Regions from separate parts of the Mus musculus genome. Here region 1 is linked to region 2. Evidence: chromatin contacts called from ENCODE POLR2A ChIA-PET data. All regions are on one chromosome and are shown on one strand. The core of a region is the stretch at or near the end of the contact, and the rest is flanking DNA. Distances in the headings are between cores, read along the strand shown.

Region 1 (3,552 bases), core at 254-2,753, 37 kb after region 2:
TAAAGAGAAACAAGAACGGAACCCATAAAACGTGTAAACAGATTCCTGGGCTACATTAATAGCCATTGCTCTCCCAGAGTGCAAGGAAGCAACACACCAGAGACAGCGTCCCTTTCCTGCTCTCCTTTTAAAGGGCTAAGTGCTGAGAAAGAGCCATTCCTCAGGAGAGCCAACAAAGGCAAATGCACAAGTGTCTTAAAACCAATGTCTAACCTCAGCCCCAACATTAACCCATACTGCAACTTCATCATCGTTGGCCTTGGTGCTTCATAAAAATTTAACATGAAACAATACATGCCAATTACTTAAAATGCTCAAACGTGTGTGCAAATCGAACCACTCAGGAAGCATAAAAAAAGTATGGGACTATTTTATCTTCTGTCATTTATACTGACTTAATTAGTCTGGAGTGTTTTTGATTGTCAAGTACATCCCCAGATGATTCTAACGTGTAAATAACTACTGATTTATCCCCATCAGAATGCAAATAGCAGTACTACGATTTCAAATCCCACTACCCGCAAAAACTTAGGAAGACTATGCCCAGGCTATCTCAGGAAGCAGATGGAACCTCAGGATCGAGGAGTGTCAACGCATTCGTTCAAATGTGAAACAGATTGGCTAAATTGGGAACACGAGGCACGAAAATGATCGTTGAGAACCCGCCTTAAGAATACAAGATACTTTCGATCCTTAAAATTCGCAAAGAGCGGCGAAGAGACCACTCTTTTTTTCTCACTTAAGGCTTTCAATAATAGCAAATGACCCAGTGGACAAATCCTAAAACTCAAATGTGTACCAACAATATGGAGAGGCCTGAGAAGTCAAAAACCACTAGTTCCACAGCATTCCGAAGAGAACGTCCATCTCTCGAGTTAATGCGTAAAGTCAATCTCTGTCTTGAACTCGATTCCTTAAACACGACGTTTTTGGAGCCTGACTACCTAAGTGCATCGGCGCCGCCTGGGTTATCGAGATTTACAACTGCAAACGATGTCTGTGGAAAGAACCTGGAAAAGGGGAACCCTCCATGATCGCGCCTAAGGTTTAAGCCAAAGAAGGAAGGTAAGCAACGAAAGGGCTCGAGACGTGCGGGACGCCAGGTCCCCGACGAGGCCGCCATGCGCGCGGGCGGAGCCGGGGTTCTCGCTGCCACGGCGCGTTCCACTCCCCGCCCCGGGCCCGCGCGTGCCGCTCACACTGCAGAATGATCTCCTCGAACGCCTGCCTCTGCAGTCGGTCCCGGCGCCTCAGTTCCTCCGCGATGTGACGCTTCCAGCGGGGAAAGTCTGCGGCGCGCAGGCCCGACGACATGCCGAACGCTGCCCCGGCGCCTCAGGGCGGCCGATCCGTGCCGACACTGGGGGGCTGCAGGCTGCAGCGTGCTGCCAGCCGCCAGCGAACAGAAGCCGGCCGCCGGAACCTCACCTTCCCACACAGGGCACCCGGAGGCGATCCGGGAAGATTTTCCGGTCTCTGCCGGAAATTATTCTGGAGAAGGCCGGAAGGCCCGCCTCGTAGCCCGACGTCCTAGGCCGCGCGCAAGCTCCCGGCCGAGACTTCGCGGGACGCTCTCAAATGACGCAACCTTGAAGCCGGAAGCGTCGGTGATGAGAGGCAGCCGCTGGGAGGCACCCTGGCTTCGCGGAAGAAGACAGGAAATGGGGTGGTTTTGTCCGGGGGTGTCTGTTTCCTTCCTCCTTTTACATTGTGTGTGCATCTTTTTTTTTTTTTTTTTTTTTTTTTTTTTAATTTCAGCTCAGAAGTGGGAGCTCCCCTGTGTATAGTGAATGATTGTCGTTGAGTGACAACCTCCCTAAGTATTAGGTGCCTAACCTGTAAAATGGGGGTAGTAATGGTATTTAACCGGAAGGTGAAAAGCCGTGAAATGTAATTTCTCTCTGCTGCATGGCAAAACTGTCTTCACATAGACAACTGCGTCCCTCCAAGACCTACGCAAACTGAATTTTAGCTCATGCCTGTGTGTGCCTTCAAGGCTGATCTCAAACACCTAGACTCAAACCATCTTTTTGGTCTTTTGGTTACTACGCTCTCAAAGGATATGAATCAATTGAGAGACACAGTTTAAAGAGAAATTTAGCAAAGTAAACACGCCAAAGAGAGGAGTGGATTTTTTTTTAAAAGATATCTTTGTTGGGGATTTATTTTTTTTTCTTAATGAAAAGGAGGTGAGTAGCATAATTCATGGAGTAAGGCCACCCATTTCTCTCTCAAAACAAGGAAGATTGGTTCAACCTTTTAGGGTACTTCTGGTTTTCCAGAAAAGCCCACAGGTTGAGGCTGGAGGAATGCAGACTGTAAACTCATACACACACATACTCACACACACACACTCGCCGTGGAGCCTTGGGTAGTATTATTATCACTTTTTTTTTTTTTTTGAGATTCACAATTTTTCTTTATATACATTTCAAATGCTATCCGGAAAGTTCCCTATACCCTCCCCCCGCCCTGCTCCCATACCCACCCACTCCCACTTCTTGGCCCTGGCATTCCCCTGAATTGGGGCAAATAAAGTTTGCAATACCAAGGGGCCTCTCTTCCCAGTGATGGCCGACTAGGCCATCTTCTGCTACATATGCAGCTAGAGATACAAACTCTGGGGGTACTGGTTAGTTCATATTGTTGTTCCACCTATAGGGTTGCAAACCCCTTCAGCTCCTTGTATGCTCTCTCTAGCTTCTCCACTGGGGGCCCTGTGATCCATCTTATAGATGACTGTGAGCATCCACTTCTGTATTTGCCAGGAAGACAGTTATACCAAGGTCCCTTCAGCAAAATCTTGCTAGTGTGTGCAATAGTGTCTGAGTTTGGTGGCTGATTATGGGATGGATCCCCAGGTGGGGTAGTCTCTGGATAGTCCATCCTTTTAGCTCCAAACTTTGTCTCTGTAACTCCTTTCATGGATATTTTGTTCCCTATTTTAAGGAGGAATGAAGTATCCACCTGTTGGTCTTCCCTCTTCTTGATTTTCTTGTGTTTTGCAAATTGTATCTTGGGTATTCTAAGTTTCTGGGCTAATATCCCCTTATCAGTGAGTGCATATCATGTGTGTTCTATAGTGATTGGGTTACTTCACTCAGGATGATATCCTCCAGATACATCCATTTATCCAAGAATTTCATAAATTCATTGTTTTTAATAGCTGAGTAGTACTCCATTGTGTAAATTATCACATTTTCTGTATACATTCCTCTGTTGAGGGACATCTGGGTTCTTTCCAGCTTCTGGCTATTATAAATAAGGCTGCTATGAACATAGTGGAGCATGTGTTCTTATTACCAGTTGGAACATCTTCTGGGTATATGCCCAGGAGAGGTATTGCTGGATCTTCTGGTAGTATTATGTCCAATTTTCTGAGGAACCGCCAGACTGACTTCCAGAGTGGTTGTACAAGCTTGCAATCCCACCAGCAATGGAGGAATGTTCCTCTTTCTTCACATCCTCCCCAGCATCTGCTGTCACCTGAATTTTTGATCTTAGCCATTCTGACTGGTGTGAGGTGGAATCTCAGGGATGTTTTGATTTGCA
Region 2 (3,610 bases), core at 311-2,810:
AGATGGCAGCATGCTTTTCTTCTCCCCGAACTCATGTCTCCAGGGGTGGATTCAGAGCACCAACCCTGCCCACTTCACCTGCTACAGTCAACATGATGTTAGCAGGCACCTCAAATGGTGACAAACACTCACACTGATGCTTTCTTGCTATCCCATCCCTAATGCCCTAGTTGGCCTCATATCAACAGACCAAGTGAGGATTTGGAGGACCCACTCCAACCATTTTTCTTTTAAAAGATTTATTTATTATATGTAAGTACACTGTAGCTGTCTTCAGACACACCAGAAGAGGGCAACAGATCACATTACAGATGGTTGTGAGCCACCATGTGGTGGCTGGGATTTGAACTTAGGACCTTTGAAAGAACAGTCAGTGCTCTTAACCGCTGAGCCCCCGCCCTCTAACCATTTATCCCCATATGATTCAGTAACAGTGTTTTAAGATCTTAGGTAAACAAGATGGCTTAGTGGGTAAGCTGTTTCCTATCAGGCCTGATGACCCAACTCTTATCCCAGGACCCATGTGGCAGAACCAATTCCTGCAAGTTTTCCTCTGACCTCCACACGTGTAGTGTAACACAGATGTCCTACAGACAGTAGTCAGGGAATGTTGTTTTACCATGTTTTTAAAGTCAGCTTACAGGTTTCTTCCTTCATCTTAAGCATTTTATTTTGGGTGTTCCCTCCCTTCCCCTTCCATCCCTAGGAGCTGACCTACTTTAGCCCTCATGTGTTCCGTCATCTTCCCACCCATTCCTTTAAACACCTAAGGCCGTTCTAGTTTCTGGACTTTTCACCCACACTTACTTCCACTGACATACACATAACAATTAGAAGCTCAGATCTGCTTTCTATCCTGGGTTACCTCGCCTTCTAACTCCATCCAAATCCCCCGCAAATTTCATGTTTATGGTTCAAAAAAAATTCCGTGTATGTCTGTGTGTCTCTGTGTGTGTATGTTTTCATCATCCGTTCCTGTCTTGATGGAGATCTAGGCTGATTCACATCTTCGCTATTGTTAAGAATGGTGATAAACATGAATGTGCAAGTGCCTCTGCAGTCCCGGGAGTCCCTAGGAGTCCTCTGGCTGGGTCACATGATAGTTCTGATCTTAAGATTTATGAGAAGGTTCTACACTGATTCCCATAGTGGCTGCACTGAGCCGCTGTATTTTAAGGTAGTTTCGTATGTAGCAAAAGCTAAACAGATCCTGATCTAAGCAAACGGATCATTAAACAGCCAAGGATGCCAGTGGAGGTGCTGCAGGGCATGGGTGTGCCAAGTAAACTGGGAAAGCACCCCTAATGAACAGCTCAGGAGCAGCTCAGAGGTAGAGACAGACTCAGAGGTAGAGACAGACACCAGCAAAGAATGCGATGAAAGCGGGAACTGAGATCACAGCAGCCAGTGGTCTGCTCAGGGGAGGGAGCCAAGAATGGATCGGTGTGATCTCTCGCTGGCACACACTCAGGCACTTCCACAGCAACCCATTCAAGTTTAGGGATCCTTCATTTCGTCTGAGATTTATGTTAATGAATGAAAATTGAGGTACTGTTTGACACTCACTGAAATAGGATACAGATAACGTCATGGATGACTCACTTTGCATGCCCCCCATATGGACCTGGAGTGGCAGAGTGTCAAGGGACAGGGTTAGCATAAACATGCCCATCTGAGTCATGAAGCTGGCCAGAGCTCAGCTTGAAACAACTTCCCATTTTTAAAATAAAATATAATTCAGACAGCCTACTTTGAGAACTAAAACCCAAGTATTACTACTTGGGTTATCTTACAGAAGCTAAAATGTGGTTTCCATAAAAACAAGGCTAAGTACAATGTAGCATGTCATTGCTTCTCACCTTAGTGCCTCCCACACAGGCAGAGTGTAAACGCCATGCTTCAGCACTGAGATTCACAAAACCCCAGTTAGGGAAACAGACACGATGGGGTGTTCTGTATGCCTTGAATCATGGCAATCTTGTTTCCCAGCCAAAGGTTGGGCAACCTTCCCAGGGCAAGGTTGTGTAGCCTTGTTATACCATCCATTGGGCAGCAACAGGGTTGAGGGTAAGCTGGTCCAAGCTTCACACAAAGCAAGATCTTATCTCCAAAAAAAGGAATAAGTATCAGAAAAACCAGTTCCTTTCCCCCTTACTTAAGGATGTGACAGAAAAGACAATCAAGACGCAAGGAGTTTGAAAAGTATATAACAGAATTTCTTCTTTATTTACAATCAAGTTCTGTTGGGACACATAATTAAATAAATAAAAGATGTGCCCTGGCCAGCGAATCTCAACTTCCAACGCCACAAACTCTCTGGGAGCAAAGCAACAGGTGGGTTTCGGGCAGGGCAGGCAGAACTGCTGTCCCTCTTCCCGAGCTCCAGCACTCATGTTGTCCCTGCTGTCCAGAGAACAGTGTGGAAGCAAAAAATAAAGTGCAAAGTAAGTGTGACAGACAAACGTGGCGCTCAGACCATGTGCACGGGCGAGCAGGACAGAGAATGCTTTCCCAGCCCAGCCTTCATCATCACCAGCTCCTAGGTAGGCTTCTCTTACCAACACTGCACTGCACGCACAGGCAGTGGCTGGCCTCACCACTCTCTGCTCCAGGTGAGTGCTCGGCCACCTGCTGTGCACGTGCAGTGATGCAGGGTAAAGATGTGTTTCTCACCTCTGCTGCAAATTCTACCAGACAGGGAAAGGTTGGCACAGTCCTTTCCTCACACACACACAAAGCTATGTGCAAGTGTTGGCAGGAAGGGAGTTCAGGGTTCTGAGGGCCAGCTGAAGATGCAGGTTTCAGCAGTGAGACCAGACATACCACCAGCCCTGAAAACAGCTCCACCCATCCTTTGTCACAGGAGGACAGGCCCGGATTTGGTTTCCACTGACCCAGTGCCTACAGTGAGCCCCCTGGGTAAGTGACTCCACAGAAAGGGGGCGAGCATCAGGCTACAACAGACTTTGGAAAGATGGGAAGAGCACAGGGGACCCAATACCCGGTGTGTGGGGTTGTCCTTGGCACTGTGTCCAGTGGGGAGACCCAGCAGGGACCCTGTACTCCCCATGAGGTATGGAAGGTCAGAGTTAGTAGTGTTTCCCACCCAAATGCAGACAAAAATCTGAACCTCTGCTAGGGACTTGCAGAGTCAGTTTGGTTCAGTGTTGGTTCTTCTCAGCCATTAGAGACCTTAAGTCAAAGTTCTCAAGAAAGCTACGGCACCACATGGCTTCAGCTCTTTTCTGGGAGGACACATCATTCTCCAAGATGGGCCGTGGGGTCCCACGGTGCTCCTAAGGGTGCAGCATCAAGGCTGTGCCCACAGCACAGCTCTGCTTCCTTTGTCCACACTGACAACATGTAAGCCCGAGGGGGCCCACGCCACCGCATTGATAGAAGAGCTTAAGGACCAATTAGAAGAGACTTCAGTCAGCAAGACACCAGACCCATGCACGTGCAAAATACAGGCACACCCTCCCACAGCAGGGGCGTATGCTATGAAAGCTGCACTGTGTCCCAGTAACAGCACTGAACTAGACAGGTGACATCTCCATTAGCAACCAGGCCTTATCTGGTTCACCCCAAGAGTAGCCCTTAGGGAAGCAGA

The links. ChIA-PET counts read pairs that join two places held with the same protein, here RNA polymerase II (POLR2A).
Region 1: POLR2A ChIA-PET joins it to region 2 with 11 read pairs in Patski. The contact joins the promoter of Atg16l1 here to the enhancer-like site in region 2. POLR2A ChIA-PET finds 5 or more read pairs at or near these places in 4 of 5 experiments (Patski and embryonic stem cell).

The regions. Positions count from the first base shown.
Region 1 is chr1:87,753,962-87,757,513 of GRCm38, reverse strand. It overlaps Atg16l1 (autophagy related 16-like 1 (S. cerevisiae)), which reads right to left and starts at 1,503. Exons shown (of 18, transcript NM_029846.4): 1 at 1,200-1,503. The coding sequence starts at 1,314. It overlaps Gm33517 (predicted gene, 33517), which reads left to right and starts at 1,768. Exons shown (of 4, transcript NR_157047.1): 1 at 1,768-2,189.
Region 2 is chr1:87,791,010-87,794,619 of GRCm38, reverse strand. Atg16l1 (autophagy related 16-like 1 (S. cerevisiae)) reads right to left here. Exons shown (of 18, transcript NM_029846.4): 18 at 2,192-3,404. The coding sequence ends at 3,311. Among named protein-coding and RNA genes, the nearest start is that of Sag, 11 kb to the left of the region's middle. Within about 2 kb of position 1,560, at least 1 of the 3 ENCODE cell types and tissues checked has a DNase peak (open chromatin) inside an H3K27ac peak, as active enhancers do.